Linked DNA regions of Homo sapiens: all the other regions are linked to region 1. The links are chromatin contacts, found by Hi-C or POLR2A ChIA-PET in ENCODE. All regions are on one chromosome and are shown on one strand. The core of a region is the stretch at or near the end of the contact, and the rest is flanking DNA. Distances in the headings are between cores, read along the strand shown.

Evidence for each region. Hi-C counts contacts between places; a loop is a spot of excess contacts on that map. ChIA-PET counts read pairs that join two places held with the same protein, here RNA polymerase II (POLR2A). Pooled maps may share reads with other maps.
Region 2: a loop to region 1 is called in a pooled map, with 8 times the contacts of the local background. The contact joins the enhancer-like site here to the promoter of LINC01237 in region 1. A Hi-C loop is called at or near these places in 2 of 37 single-sample maps with no recorded cell type and 6 of 50 pooled maps.
Region 3: a loop to region 1 is called in a map of OCI-LY7, with 3 times the contacts of the local background. The contact joins the promoter of PASK here to the promoter of LINC01237 in region 1. A Hi-C loop is called at or near these places in 2 of 168 maps with a recorded cell type or tissue (OCI-LY7 and naive thymus-derived CD4-positive, alpha-beta T cell), 6 of 37 single-sample maps with no recorded cell type and 12 of 50 pooled maps. POLR2A ChIA-PET finds 5 or more read pairs at or near these places in 1 of 52 experiments (activated naive CD4-positive, alpha-beta T cell).
Region 4: a pooled map shows a loop between it and region 1 (15-fold over the local background). The contact joins the promoter of HDLBP-AS1 here to the promoter of LINC01237 in region 1. A Hi-C loop is called at or near these places in 6 of 37 single-sample maps with no recorded cell type and 10 of 50 pooled maps.
Region 5: a map of CD4-positive, alpha-beta T cell shows a loop between it and region 1 (5-fold over the local background). The contact joins the promoter of HDLBP here to the promoter of LINC01237 in region 1. A Hi-C loop is called at or near these places in 4 of 168 maps with a recorded cell type or tissue (CD4-positive, alpha-beta T cell, CD4-positive, alpha-beta memory T cell and naive thymus-derived CD4-positive, alpha-beta T cell), 18 of 37 single-sample maps with no recorded cell type and 17 of 50 pooled maps. POLR2A ChIA-PET finds 5 or more read pairs at or near these places in 3 of 52 experiments (A549, activated CD4-positive, alpha-beta memory T cell and activated T-cell).

What each region holds. Positions count from the first base shown.
Region 1 is chr2:241,879,961-241,882,717 of GRCh38, reverse strand. It overlaps LINC01237 (long intergenic non-protein coding RNA 1237), which reads right to left and starts at 1,355. Exons shown (of 4, transcript NR_110220.1): 1 at 1,240-1,355; 2 at 83-158. LOC105373978 (a long non-coding RNA gene) reads left to right here and starts at 1,391. Exons shown (of 3, transcript XR_924077.3): 1 at 1,391-1,603; 2 at 1,701-1,849. RefSeq lists an enhancer at 1,335-1,925.
Region 2 is chr2:241,126,566-241,129,085 of GRCh38, reverse strand. It overlaps PASK (PAS domain containing serine/threonine kinase), which reads left to right. Exons shown (of 18, transcript NM_015148.4): 10 at 1,635-2,520. Among named protein-coding and RNA genes, the nearest start is that of PASK, 22 kb to the left of the region's middle. RefSeq lists a silencer at 915-964 and enhancers at 1,105-1,414, 1,628-1,797, 2,261-2,430. Within about 2 kb of position 1,270, at least 7 of the 41 ENCODE cell types and tissues checked have a DNase peak (open chromatin) inside an H3K27ac peak, as active enhancers do.
Region 3 is chr2:241,148,108-241,150,864 of GRCh38, reverse strand. It overlaps PASK (PAS domain containing serine/threonine kinase), which reads left to right and starts at 1,393. Exons shown (of 18, transcript NM_015148.4): 1 at 1,393-1,451. PPP1R7 (protein phosphatase 1 regulatory subunit 7) reads right to left here and starts at 398. Exons shown (of 10, transcript NM_002712.3): 1 at 318-398. The coding sequence starts at 369. RefSeq lists silencers at 1-316, 1,447-1,806, 1,867-1,926, 1,977-2,026 and enhancers at 607-766, 2,280-2,439.
Region 4 is chr2:241,270,759-241,273,515 of GRCh38, reverse strand. It overlaps HDLBP-AS1 (HDLBP antisense RNA 1), which reads right to left and starts at 1,352. Exons shown (of 2, transcript NR_168372.1): 1 at 1-1,352. The region is part of intron 1 of HDLBP (high density lipoprotein binding protein); the gene reads left to right. RefSeq lists silencers at 459-738, 1,009-1,318 and an enhancer at 1,459-1,538.
Region 5 is chr2:241,314,310-241,317,066 of GRCh38, reverse strand. HDLBP (high density lipoprotein binding protein) reads left to right here and starts at 1,395. Exons shown (of 28, transcript NM_005336.6): 1 at 1,395-1,497. It overlaps SEPTIN2 (septin 2), which reads right to left and starts at 1,142. Exons shown (of 13, transcript NM_004404.5): 1 at 1,085-1,142. RefSeq lists enhancers at 1-669, 620-679, 670-1,394, 1,320-1,419, 1,440-1,489 and 1 more and silencers at 870-1,219, 1,760-2,139.

The sequences.
Region 1 (2,757 bases), core at 106-2,605:
TTTGTGACTTTAAATACTGACGACATTTCAACAAAGAAGGTACACAGTGATCAATACACTCATGAAAGGGTGTTCAACTCACCCGTCACAAGGAAATGCAAACTAACGCCTCACTGAGATCTGCCAAACTTCTGGTGCCGACTGTGACCTGGCCGCGCCTGCGGGGGGCAGAGGAGAGAAGGAGACTGGGGGTGAGGTCCACGTGTCCCAGGCAGGGGGACAGAGGCCAGAAGAAAGTGGCTGCGGGTGAGATCCACATGTCCCAGCCAGGGACGGAGAGGAGGGAGAACCGGACAGCAGCATCTGCTTCCAGCCACGTCACGTGTTTGGAGAGGCGGTGTCACCTCAGTGTGAGGAATGGCCACTCAGGACACGTCTGGACTTCCTCCCAGCCACCTCTCACCAGGGATCAGAATCCCGGCCCCGGGGACCCTCGACCCATAAACATCTTGGGCCTACAGCACCACCAAGCACGCCACAGCCTTGGCCTGGGGCTGCTTCAGAGACACCGCACGGAGGGCTTCTCACTTCCCCAGCCAGGAGCCACCCACGCTGCACCCGGGGAGGCCCCAGTTGCATCTGTCCCACCTTTCAGACCGAGCCAGCCAGAGGCGCCCAGAAAGACTATGCCAGGCCTCAGCTGTGTTGAAACCCAGGTTGGGGACAGTGGCAGGACCTGTGCCAGCGTCTGCCCTTGCTCCTGGCTGGATTCAGTTACTTGGCTGGGCCCCAGTGAAGGCGCAGAGGGCACCACCACCTGCACAGGAAGGGAAGGAAGCCCACAGCAGAGCCAGCACACGTGTGGCCACGCCCCGGCCCAGCCCCCCCTCACACGTGGCCACACCCCCTGCCCAGCCCCCTTACATGTGGCCACACCTCCGATCAGCCCCCTTCCACACGTGGTCACGCCCCCTGTTCAGCCTCCTCGCACATGACCACGCCCCCGTCCAGCCCCCGCACACAGGGCCACTCCTCTAGCCCAGCCCCTCACACGCGTGACCACGCCCCTTAGTCTCCTCGCTCGTGGCCACGCCCCCTGCACGGCCCCCTCGCGCGTGGCCACACCCCTGTCCAGCCACACACACACACACACACACACACACACACACACACACACACACACGCTGGGCCACGCCCCTACCCAGCCCCCTCACACGTATGGGCACGCCCCTGCTCAGCGCCCTCACACGCATGGCCACCCCCCGTCCAGCCCCTTAACGCGTGCTGCCCCGTGCCCACCTACAGCGGCCTCCTCCGCACCAGGGCTGACCCAGTGTGGGGTCCAGGTGGGCTCTGGTAGGCCCCCGGGCAGAGCTGTGCCCCGCGTCACTGAGGATGCACAGAGAAAAAGGAAGGGGCGGAGGAAGCGGAAACCCGAGCAGCGCTGCCTGGGCGTGGCAAGCCCGCTAGTTTTCCCGCCCGCTCATCTGCTTTCCCTCCCTCCATAATAAGTGTGGCACCTGGAGTGTGTGACTTTCATGATTTTCTTTTAGGAGAAACATAACGCAGTCCTCTGTCCCGCCCCTCCTGCAGGGAATGGTCATGGGGGCGTAGTTAACCCCATGCGTGCGGAGGTACACCTTGGAGCCCAGCGCCGACACAGGTCAGGAGAGTGTTAGCCACTGCTGAATGACTCCTGTTGTGTGCAAAATTGTTTTGACTTTTAAAGACTACACACAACCCATTCTGCCATTATTTAGGGTGAATTATACTGCTGGGTCACAAGAAGAAGACGTGGCTCCTCTTGATGCTGAGGGAGGCCTGGAAGTCATTGCTGGGAGCTTGGGAAGAGGGCTCCCCGAGGCAGAGCCTCCCAGGGGACAGAGGCGGCCCAGCGATGACCTGGGAGGTGAGCACAGGTGTGCGGGGCCCCTCGGGGCCCACCATAAGGCCCCACAGCAGGCCCTAACCTCCCCCATGTGTCCTAAGGCAGTTCCATTTGCATTGGCAATGGTCATTTCACTACTTCTGACCTGGAAGCGAGGTATATGTTTGGAGGTGACACGAGGCTCCCAAAGGGGTGCTATAGGGCGCCTTTTCTTATTTTATAAAACTTACATCGAAATGAGCCGCACCCTGAGGGGCAGCCCACCTGCTCACCCCTGGAGGGACTCTCCCAGGGCTGAGGGTCTTCCCCAGATGCTTCACCCGGGCTCCTCCAAGTGTGGGGTGGCCTTCAGTCTGCTGCGAAGAGGATGTGGGGTGTCTGGCAGCCACTCTGCTCTGGATTTGCGGGAACCTCTGCTGCCTCCCTGGTGCCCCTTGATTGGCGCTGGGTCTAGGAACCCCCTCTGGGTTGGAACTGGACTTGAAAAGGTCATTTTCTGCCTGCACCCACCAAGGCCACCTGGGGCTGTGGAGCCAGGAAACCCCTGTCACTCTCCTCAGATGCTGGCCCGAGGGCACCCTCAGTCTCCCTGAGTCCAAATCACCTTTTCTTCCCAAATGACCCAGCAGCCTAGGCCAGCCCCAGCTGGAAAGACTGCTCCCCTCTCTCCTCCGCTCTGCTCCCCTGCCCTCTCTTCCCCTCCCCTCCCTTCCTTTCTTCTGCTGGCGGAAGTCCTGTGCCAATCCCACATCCACATCCGTCACTGCACTCCTGGATCACACCTGGACAGACACAGAACTAGTCCTGGGAGTGATCCCAGGGCCAGGACCCTAGTAATGAGTTATCTAAATGTCTCTGGGTGTCTGGAATTGGTTCTCTGCTCCAACTAGCTTTAAAGGCATTCACGCTCTGTTCCCAGGGGTACCAGG
Region 2 (2,520 bases), core at 21-2,520, 750 kb after region 1:
ATGGATGGAGAGCGGGAGAGGGAGGTACAGGGGAGAGAGAGATGGGAGACATGGAGGGAGAGAGGCGGGAGACATGGAGGGAGAGAGGCAGGCAGACGCAGACCCTCAGCCTCCCCCTCAGTTCCCCTCAGAAAACTGCTTTTCCTCAGAACTTGGCTCACAATCCCTTTCTCTGTGGAACCCACCCTTGGGTTGTATCCTTCCTCTTCCGTCTTTTTTTTTTTGAGATGGTCTTGGCCATTGCCCAGGCTGGAGTGCAGTGGTGCGATCACAGCTCACTGCAGCCTAGACTCCTGTGCTCAAGCGAGGTTCCCGCTTCAGCCTCCCAAGTAGCTGAGACTACAGGTGTGTGTCACCACGCTGGCTAATTTTTAAATGTTTTGTAGAGACGAGGTCTCACTATGTTGCCCAGGCTGGTCTCGAACTCCTGGGCTCAGCCTCCCACAGTGCTGGGATTACAGGTGTGGGCCACTGTGCCCGATCCTGTCCTCTTTCTGAGCCTCTGGTATACCTTTATTAGGTTGCTGATGTTAACCTGTGTGTCTGTCCCCGAGTGAGGTGGTGCGGTCACATTCTGTGCATCTGGTGCCCAGTGTCAGTCTGTCATGTGGAGGCCAGTGGCTGGGCTGACAGGAGGCCTGGGTCCCTTGGCTCTGTGATCATCCTGTCTGGACTGTGGCAGCCTCCTCATGGGTCACCATGTGCTGAATGCTGGAGGACATTGTGTGCCACCTCTTAGGAGCCGCCCTCACCAGCCTCCTCTCTCTTTTTCGGCCCGTGTCCCCTTCTTTTTTTGTTTGTGTTTGAGACGGAGTCTCACTCTGTCACCCATCTCACCAGTGAGCTGGTACAATCTCAGCTCACTGCAACCTCTGCCTCCCAGGCTCAAACCATTCTCCTGCCTCAGCCTCCAAGTAGCTGGGATTATAGGTGCCTGCCACCTCACCGGGCTAATTTTTGTATTTTTAGTAGAGACAGGACTTTGCCATGTTGGCCAGTCTGGTCTCGAACCTCCTGACCTCAAGTGATCTGCCCACCTCGGCCTCCCAAAGTGCTGGGATTACAGGCGTGAGCCACCACGCCCGGCCCCCTGGCCCCTGGCCCCTTCTGTGTGGGCCCCATCTGAGAGCCATTTCCCAAATCTGAGAGCCATTTCCCTAGTCGGCTGTGAAATCGGATGGTGTTTGTAGTCAATCAGTTGTTTTTTTACTGTTGTGGAGTTTACCAGGGACTCTCCAATCTCTCTCTCGTTTCCTCTCACACCTCCTCAAGGCAGCAGCACGGACTTCCCCTTGCAGGTGGGGCCGAGGCTAGGCTGCACGGCTGACGGGGGGTTTGGGGGCCCTGAGATGAAGCGAGAGCGCTGACCAAAGCATTGGCAAGTTCTCCTGTACTTTACTGTTGGGCTTTTGGTAGCATTCTCTGCAAAATCATTTCTAAATGTGGACTTAATTTGGAGAAATTTGAGACTAAGTGCTTTATTTTTTAACTTGGTCACAAAATTTGGTCTTTTTCTTGTTATAAATTGGTGGCATTAAATGCTTTGTACTTAGTTCTAATGGAGAATCGGTGCAATCTCTCCTTTTGACTCATCTGTGGCCCTACATGATGGTCACCCATGTCATTATCCCCAGGGTGGACAATGTCCCAGAAGGAAGCCTGCCAGTGCACGGTGAACAGGCGCTGCCCAAGGACCAGCAAATCACTGCCTTGGGGAGAGAGGAACCTGTGGCAATAGAGAGCCCCGGACAGGATCTTCTGGGAGAAAGCAGGTCTGAACCAGTGGATGTGAAGCCATTTGCTTCCTGCGAAGATTCTGAAGCTCCAGTCCCAGCTGAGGATGGGGGCAGTGATGCTGGCATGTGTGGCCTGTGTCAGAAGGCCCAGCTAGAGCGGATGGGAGTCAGTGGTCCCAGCGGTTCAGACCTTTGGGCTGGGGCTGCCGTGGCCAAGCCCCAGGCCAAGGGTCAGCTGGCGGGGGGCAGCCTCCTGATGCACTGCCCTTGCTATGGGAGTGAATGGGGCTTGTGGTGGCGAAGCCAGGACTTGGCCCCCAGCCCCTCTGGGATGGCAGGCCTCTCGTTTGGGACACCTACTCTAGATGAGCCGTGGCTGGGAGTGGAAAACGACCGAGAAGAGCTGCAGACCTGCTTGATTAAGGAGCAGCTGTCCCAGTTGAGCCTTGCAGGAGCCCTGGATGTCCCCCACGCCGAACTCGTTCCGACAGAGTGCCAGGCTGTCACCGCTCCTGTGTCGTCCTGCGATCTGGGAGGCAGAGACCTGTGCGGTGGCTGCACGGGCAGCTCCTCAGCCTGCTATGCCTTGGCCACGGACCTCCCTGGGGGCCTGGAAGCAGTGGAGGCCCAGGAGGTTGATGTGAATTCGTTTTCCTGGAACCTCAAGGAACTCTTTTTCAGTGACCAGACAGACCAAACGTCATCAAATTGTTCCTGTGCTACGTCTGAACTCAGAGAGACACCCTCTTCCTTGGCAGTGGGCTCCGATCCAGATGTAGGCAGT
Region 3 (2,757 bases), core at 144-2,643, 730 kb after region 1:
TCAGAGGCTCGGGGCGAGGCTCCAACTGGACTGAATGGAGCCACCGCGTCCCATTCAGCCCCACCCCCGGCCTGGCCTCGCGCCGCCGCTCTCCCCCTAGCTCTGGGTCCTTCCCGGCCGCTGCCGCCCCCGGGCCGGGGCTCCCCCGAGGTCCAGCGCCTCCCCCGCTCCCCCGGGTCCGGCTGTCAGCTGTCAGGGGGCCGCGCGGCGGCGGCCAGAGGCAGGACGTGGAGTTTCTCTCAGGCACGGAGCAGTTCCAGCCCGCAGCTCCCCCCGCCCGCTGGGCCCTTGGGCCGCCGCCCGCAGGGGCCGCTCACCCTCCATCATCTCCTGCGACTGTTGCTGCCCCGCGCCGCGTTCCGCCGCCATGTTGGCTGCTCTTCCCCTTTCCGGAATCTGTCGCCTCAGACCCCTCAGCCAATCAGGGCTCCCGCCTCAGAGCCGGCCCTGCCAATGGGATTCCGGCGCGGCGACTTCAGCCGCGCCGCGCCTGCGTGGGCCCAGCGCCTCATGGGAGTTGTAGTTCCGTCATGAGGCCGCGCGCCGCGCCTCCCCCAGAGCAGGTAATTTCAGGCGGCGGAGCCGGAACAGTCTGGAGGCGAGAAGCTGGGAAGGAAAGCAGAGGGAGTCGAAGCGGGACGCACAGAGCCGTAGCTGCAGGCAGACGGAGTGGACGTCTAGGCAGAGTGGAGAGACGCCCTGGGCTTGAGAGTTGACTTATGTCACTGTCTCGACCTCGGAGGCGTGGAGGGGCCGCGGGCCAGGCGGATCTTTCCGTGGCTGCAAGGTGCGGGCCAGTCCTACGTGCATCCCTGACCTCTGCGAGCCTCGCTGGCTGCGTCTGTACAATGGGCCGAACGGCAAGAGCAACAACATTCTCCCGGCGTCCCCGCGCGGATTTTACCCATGCGAAATGCCGCCTTCTCTTGACGCTCGGAGCAGGCGGGCAGGTGCGGGGCACTTGCGCTGGTGGGGCCGCTAGCCAGCTGGCTGGCTCCGGGGCGCCAGCTGGGCTCCCCTTGCAAGTCGTTCCCAGCCCAGTGCGGACGCTGCAGCCTTCGTCTACCCTGCGGAGCCACCCGGCCCATGAACGAGCCGCCCCGCGTCCTCCGCCTTCAGAAAGAGGCCTCCAAGAGGCGAGCTCTGCGCTACTCACCCATTTTGATCGCGAGTCGGGAGGAAACCGCATCTGCCCGGCCCGGGGGCGGAGGCGCCCATTATTCCTTTGGCTCCTCCGAAGCGCCGTAGGGGTGTTTGGTGCGTCCCTAGCAACCCTTAGCGCGGGCTTCTAGACTCTGGCTAGCTTAGTCCCGCCCATACGCGCAAGTGGCTGGTCCGTGGAGCTTGTCAATCGGTGCTAGTCGCTGTGCGATTGGTCGGTGGGATAAAAGCGCGGAAGGGCTCCTTTCCGTGGTGTGTAGCCGGCTTGGCGTGACCCTCGCCTGATCCAGGTGAGATACCTGCGCTCGGGAGAGCGGGCCGGGCTCCGCCATCTCCCCAGGGCGGCTGTGGGGCCTGCGCGGCTCCGCGCCCCTGGCCCAGGAGGATCCGCCGCCCGACTCTTAGACCAGCCCGACCCCGGGTCTCCCGCCCCTGCGCCCGTCGCCCTTCGCGCACCGCCGAGCCCGCGTCCTCTCCGTGCCCAAATCGCGGCGGGGTTGCGGCCGTTGGCCCTGGGCCCCGCGCCCCCAGCGTCTTCGGGGTGCCCTTCAGTGTAGCCTGCCCGGTGGGCGCCGAGGCCCCGCGCCTCGGGTCGCCTCGGGACCCTGCGCTCTCTTCACCGCAGCCGGCCCTGCGGGGCGAGCTCCAGGAGAACCAGCCCGGATCCCGCCAGCCTCCTGCACTGGGCGTGTGGGTCCCTGCGGGCTCAGCCGGCGCCGCGGGGTCGGGGGCGCGCGCCGCCGGCGCTCGTGGTTACAGCAAAGACCTGGACTTGAGCCTTAATTTTTTCACTAATTTTTCTTTCCCAGAGTACGGCAGGGGCCTGCGCTGCCGTCTTGAGGCCTTTCTCGTCCTTACCTTCCGCATCTCAGTACCATTCGATGTCCATTTTTCTCTTAGGGGTTCCCTCTCTTCATCTTTCTGCTGCTACCTTAATTTAAGACTTTATAATTTCTTGCCTGGATTACTGTAGCCTTTCTCCTGCTTTCCAGCCTTGCACCGACATGGTCCCTGGAGTAATCTTTGTAAAATGCATATCTGGCCATGTTACTCCTAAGCATTGAATCCTTAAAAGTTCATTTTGGGGATAAAATTAAGACTTTGGGCAGGCATAGGAGGCTCTGGGCTCATGCTTGGCCCTTCCAGGCCCACGTCCACCTACTCTTCTGGGTACTGAACTCCTCTCTGGGAGGCTTTGCCTCTGAAAGACTTCTTCACTCTGCTTGGTAGGGCCCGGCTCTGCAGGTGCCTCCTCCAGGACTGACATCCTTGCTGTGTTCTACTGCACTGTTCACCTTGTTGGCCTCATCCTGAAACTGGTTCTCCTTTTTGTTGTACAGCTGTGCTGACAGCAATGGGAGCTGTTTGCTTCTTAGCTTATGTTCTGGTGGGAGGGGGACAGTTGCTTCTAGAAGTTCGCCGAGATGCTCCCTGCAAAGTTGTCCTTGCTTCTGTTTGGTCTGAGGTGGGGTCACTTGTGTCTTCTGGAATCAAAACTAGCAATGGGAATATGGTTACTCGGTGGCACCATTAGGTGCTGTCTGCTGGGTTTGGGTTCCCGTGTCTGCAGCTCACAGTGGATACAAAGGACAATTT
Region 4 (2,757 bases), core at 103-2,602, 610 kb after region 1:
AGGGTGGAGACCCCGAGAGTAGGGATTCCGTTCCGCCCAGTCCTGCGTATCCACCGTGGGCTCAGAGGCCACACACCGGTTCTTTTGCGTGTATACATCTATGTAGAGATGGAGCCATAAGTAATACACGCTTTAAAGGAAGGGGATTTTACATTTTGGGGGGGAGATTAAGTTGATTGCCAAGGAATCGGGTGGGGATAGTTTATAAAAGTGAGGGACATAAGGAATAGGCACGCAGGAATGAGGGAATGAAAGCCCTGGAGCCGCCTGGGAGCCTCACTGCGCTGTAGGACCTCGTGCCAGTGTGGCCATCCGTTTACGATGTGGTGGGCATCCTTTGAGGTTTTTCTTCTGATTTTGGGGAGGTGGGCGGTACTGGTGACATCTGCTTCCAGAGCAGCCGTCCTTCCTGCTCCCTTTCTGGTCTTCGGTTGTTTCCACTCGGGTTCTTGCGGGGCGCGCTCCCTCTGCTTTCTGGAGGTGATTAATTTCCCAACTCCTCGGCACCGCCTTCCCCACCCGAAAAAAGGATGCAGAACCACGCCTGCAGTTGGGTGGGCCTCCCGGGTGCTGGGCGGCCCGGGGCGGCGGGGACCCCAGCGGCGGGGCGGGCGGGCGCTGACGTGTCCAGGCGGGATTGGGCCGCCGCCCTATATAGCAGCCGGGGCCCGGGCGCCGCGCCTCGGAGCGTCCCGGCTTCTCCCGCGCGGGGGGCGAGTAAGCCAGCGGCAGGACCAGCGGGCGGGGGCCCACGAGTGAGCGCGCAACACGGGGCTGGGAGGCCTGGGCGGGCGGGCGGACGGGGCGGGCGGGCTGCCGGGCGGGGGGGTGGGGGGTGGCTGCTGACGTGGAGGCCGCGGAGGGGGAGGGGCCCGGGTGCCGCGGCCCCCACCCGGGCCCCAGGCTGCGGCCCCCGCCCGCGGGTGTCCTGCTTACCGCGCGTGGCGGTTCCGGGCCAGACCTGGGGCCGGCTCCGAGTCTCTTCTGCGCGTGGCCGTGGCGCGGAGGGGCGCGCACAAACTTTCTCAAGTCCGGTGGCGCCGCTGGGCCGCTCTTGGCTGCAAGCTGGGCTCCCCCGCCTCCTCCCGGGGCTTCGGTGGGGCACCCCTGGTGCCGTGGCCGCACGGCGCGGAGGGGCGGCCGACCTGAGCCCAGGTCGCTGACGTTGGCGGGGCCGGCCCTCCCCTCCCCCGCTCCGGCGGGGGCGCCGTGTGCGGCCAGGGTGGGGGTCCCTGGGAGGCCAGCGGGGTCCTTCCCCCCAGGTGGCGGCGGGGCGGGGGTCTGGGCGCAGACCGGGCGGCGGGGCCCCCGCAGCACCTCCACCTGCCGCGCGGGGCCCGCGTCAGTCTACGTGTTCGGGGGTGGGGAAAGCTGCTCTTCTTGGGCCTGGAGTGCAACTTGGACGTGCCCCAGGGTCGTGGATGAAAAATACATTACGGAAAAGTACCGAATTTGGATGAAAGGCGGGGAGGCCGAGGGGTTGCTGTCCCTTTAAGCCTGTCCCCGCCCGCGGGCCCTCGTGGCCTGTGGGAGGGCCGTGCTGAGGTGGCATCTGCGAAAGTTCCTCCATGCAGGATGGGTGCCGACTTCCAGAACTTGGTGAGAAGTGCGGAGCGGAGCCTGCCTTCTGCTCGCCAGTCGCCTGTGGTCTCTCCTAGATTTCGATCTTGTGATCTCTGAGTGGATCAGGATTTTATTTTCCCATTCTGAACTTTGGTTTGTGGTCTTGAGTAATTTTAGTTTTGGAAGAGGAGAAGTCTGGGTTTCAGCCGGAGGCTTTTTTGGTGCCCTCCATACCCGGTCCTGTCTGGTGCTTTAAAGCACTTGCGGGTCTCATTAACTGAGGCTGAAATGAAATTCTTCCTGGAGTATTACTGATAATTCTCTTCGAAGACTGTTGCCCCTTGAATATGTAGTTGGCAAAACTTATCACAAGGGAATCAACTTAATTACTTCCTCGTTTAAAAGCAAAAAAGTAGAACCCCTCATGTGAAGCCTTTTTTGTTGCTGTCAGAAACCTGTTAGACTTGTGCTAAACTTGTAAGCACCAGGTTTCCCACGCAACACACAGCTCTGTCAGGACTCCACGTTTTGCTCTACACGTATTAGGGCGGAAAGGGGTCTTGGTTCCTGCCCTCCTTCCTTTAGTTCTAGTTCTGTTTGCTGAAAGTTAAATTCTGAGATGTGACCTTTTTTGCTTTGGATGTTTGCACTCTGGGAAACAAAATTAAAAGTCCAGGTTCAGTATAGTTTGAGGTTTACATTAGGTGGACCTGGACACTGATTGATCCGAGCTTCCTATGGGAAAAGTAGTTGGGAGAGCCAGAATCACGAAGGGACTGGGGCCATATGGGAGGGACTGAAGGAGACAGGAGATAGGGCTCACCTACCAGAAGGAGCCTTGGAGGAGAGCGGACTTGTTCTCCATGGCCAGAAAGGGGAAAGAAGTTGTAGATTTTGTCATAACTTGAGGTGGAGCGTTTACAGCCATGCAGGGGTGGACCCGGGCCCTGAGAAGGCCATGAATTTCCTGTCCCTGGTGGTATTAAGAAATGGGATTAGATTAATATCTGAGGTTCCTTTCAATCCTGATTTGGACAGTACTGTTAGATCCAGTGAGAATCTGAGATACCCGATGTTAGCCTCTGTTCTTGGGTATCTAGGCCTGCCCAAGGTATCCTGGGAACTTCAGATAGCAAGTGGAGTTGCCTGGCGCTGTCCTGGGGTTGCTGAAAGATCCACATGGAACAGGATTAA
Region 5 (2,757 bases), core at 146-2,645, 570 kb after region 1:
ACTGTGATTCAAAAAGTATTTGAGAACCTACTAGGTGCTAGACACCAACCGAGGCAATGAGTATGGGTGACAACATGTGCCCTGCCCTCACAGCACCAATAGTCCACTGGACAAATACCATCTGGAACATCAGGTAAACACCTAAGCCTGTCTGGAGGAAATCTAATTTGGGCGGAATCCCACAAGCACAGACTAGGTAAGGAGAAGGCAGTTAAGGTGGGAAGTAGCCAGATTTAAGAGTTTGGGCAATGGCCAAAGGTGCAGAAGTTTGAACTACAAGAAGTTCAGTGTAGTTGGTTCGTGTGTTTCCGTGGAGAGAGGACAAGGTCTGGTGGCACTGACAAGAATTAGACCGAAAAGGTAAAAAAGCAAGCCAGGTTTGTCTGGGCCAGTAGGCCAGGTCACAGTTGGGACTCCACTGAGACCACGGAAGCCACAGGTTTGCTCCTCATCCCCGGGCCAACTCGGCGGCCTCCAACCCTATACCCTACCCCCTGCTGCCTGTCCGTGCCTCGCTGGTGCAGACCTTCGTCGCCTCTCCTCGCCGAAGGTACCCGCAGACAGGGCCTAGTCGCTCTCCCCTCGCTTATCCACGGCATCCAGCCGATGGGCTTGGAGGTTTGGGGGCTGGCCAGTCCTCCACGCCTCAGGGAGGAAATGGCACCGTTAGAAAGACAAGATGGCCACACAAGCTCTAAGTGTTTGTCGGGCCTAAACCTGTATCCTCCCTCCAAGCACCAAACCTCCCGACCTCGACCGCACTCGACGCCCCGAGGCCCAGCACCGACGACAGTGCAGAGGAATTCCCGCAGGGTCAACAAGGGGTCACCGGAATCCCCACTCCCGCGCCCGGGCCTGCCCGTGTCGGAGCCACTGTCGCCGGCACTAGGACCGCCCGGGACGGGGGAGCCCACGATAAGTGCCGAAGAGCCTGGGCTCGGCCGCCCCTCCCCCACACCGCCCCGCCGGCACCCCAGAGCCAGCCGACCACCGCCCGAGAGTATGGGACGAGCGGCGCGTCCCCCGCAGCTCCTCGGGAGGGCCGGCCCACAACTTGTGCGGGGTACACCGGCGAGACACTCACCCGCCAAACAGCCCGAGAACAGGCGCCGACCGACCGCGCCGCGGACCCGCCCAGCGCTCGCGGTCCGCTCACAGCCCGCCCCAGCCCGCCCCGCCCCGCCCAGCGCGCAGGCGGATTGCGTCACCGCGTCACCCCGCCCCTTTGCCAACTGCTTCCTGGCTCAGTGCGACCTGGCCTTCTTCCCCTCCCCCATGCGGCCGGCTTCCGAGTGCGCAAGCCCAGAGTCGTCCGCGTTGTCCGCCTCTGCGCAAGCGCCGTGCTCCTCCCACGGCAGTTGGCCATATAGAGGCTGGGGGTGGGGGGGGAGGTCAAGCGTAGCCTCTTCTCCTTTACCAAGATGGCGGCTTGTCCCTGTTTCGCCACAGTTCCTACCTTATGAGCTCGGTTTTCTTATGCTTATAAGAGTGGAACAGGTAATGAGAATCTTCGCCTTGCGGTGGGTAACTGGAGTGGGGGGAAGGCCGTTTGTTAGAAGGAGACAAGTGCCCACTGAGGAGGAGAGAGGCGGTCGCGGGAGGGCAGGTGGTGGCGGGAGTGCGGAGCGATCACGGGGAGGGGGAGCCTTCGCCTCTCCTCCTGTCCTCCAAGAAGATGGCGGCAGCACCGAGCTGGGGCGCCGAGTACGACTGGGCGGGGGACGGCGAGCGGCCGCGCGAAACTCGTCTAGCCCACCACCGCCGCCGTCTCGATGATCGGGGGGCCTCTCTGGGATTGGCTGCGCGCACGTCACGTGGGGCCGACGGGCCCTGCGCAGACCATCGAGTCGGGCGTCCCTCCCCGGGGACGTGGCCTTCCTGTGCCCGGGCTGGGGCCCGCCGCCCCGCGGGGGAGGGCGGAGCTGGCGCGGCCCCTAGCTTTCTCCTTCTGGTGTGGGGCCCGAGGTGAGACCTGGGGAGTGCTCCGCGAGCCCACGAGCAGCGACGTGGCTCGGGGACGGGAGGGTGCCGTGCCTGGCTGCGGCCTGAGCGGGATGGGCGCGGGCGGCTCCGGCCCGCGGGTTGTGCCCCGGCCCGGGGTGTCCTTTCCTCCCTCCCGCGTGGCCTGGAGGCACTGCAACTGTTCGAGACTCACGTCAAGGCTTGGCGCAAATACCCCTCGTTCAGGAAGCCTTCCTAGGTTTCCCCCGCTTAGAGGAAACACTTCCTGAGTTCCTAATGGCTGACCCGCATGGTGTTGGGAACCTGAGCCTTTCTGACACCGTGGCATGTTGCTAGGGTATTTTTGTGCGTAGCTCCTTTGAAAAGTGGTTAGGTGCTCAAGGCTAGCTGCTACATATCCTCTCCATTCGACTTAAAAAATGAGAGGGTCAGACTTGACATGGTGTTTGGACGCCATGTAAAATCGAAGGAAGTCGACTTGGGCTTTGCTTATTAAACAGTGCCTATTATGGTGAAATTAAACGGCTGAAGGAATGTGGATGAGTCGTAATCTTAAGGAACATGACGATTTGCCCCTCAGTTTTGCGTTTTATGTCCTCAGATTCATAGCTACCTATACCCTAAGCCCTCAATCAATGACTTCACATTTATTTGGTGTCTGCTTAAGGATAGTCACTTTCTTAGCAGCTAACTTCCTTAAAACCCTATTAAGATAGGTTAAGTCACAATTAGGGTTTTGTCTAAGGCTCCTGGTAGCGGCACATTGCATAATAAGCTTAATGTTCATTTAGGGAA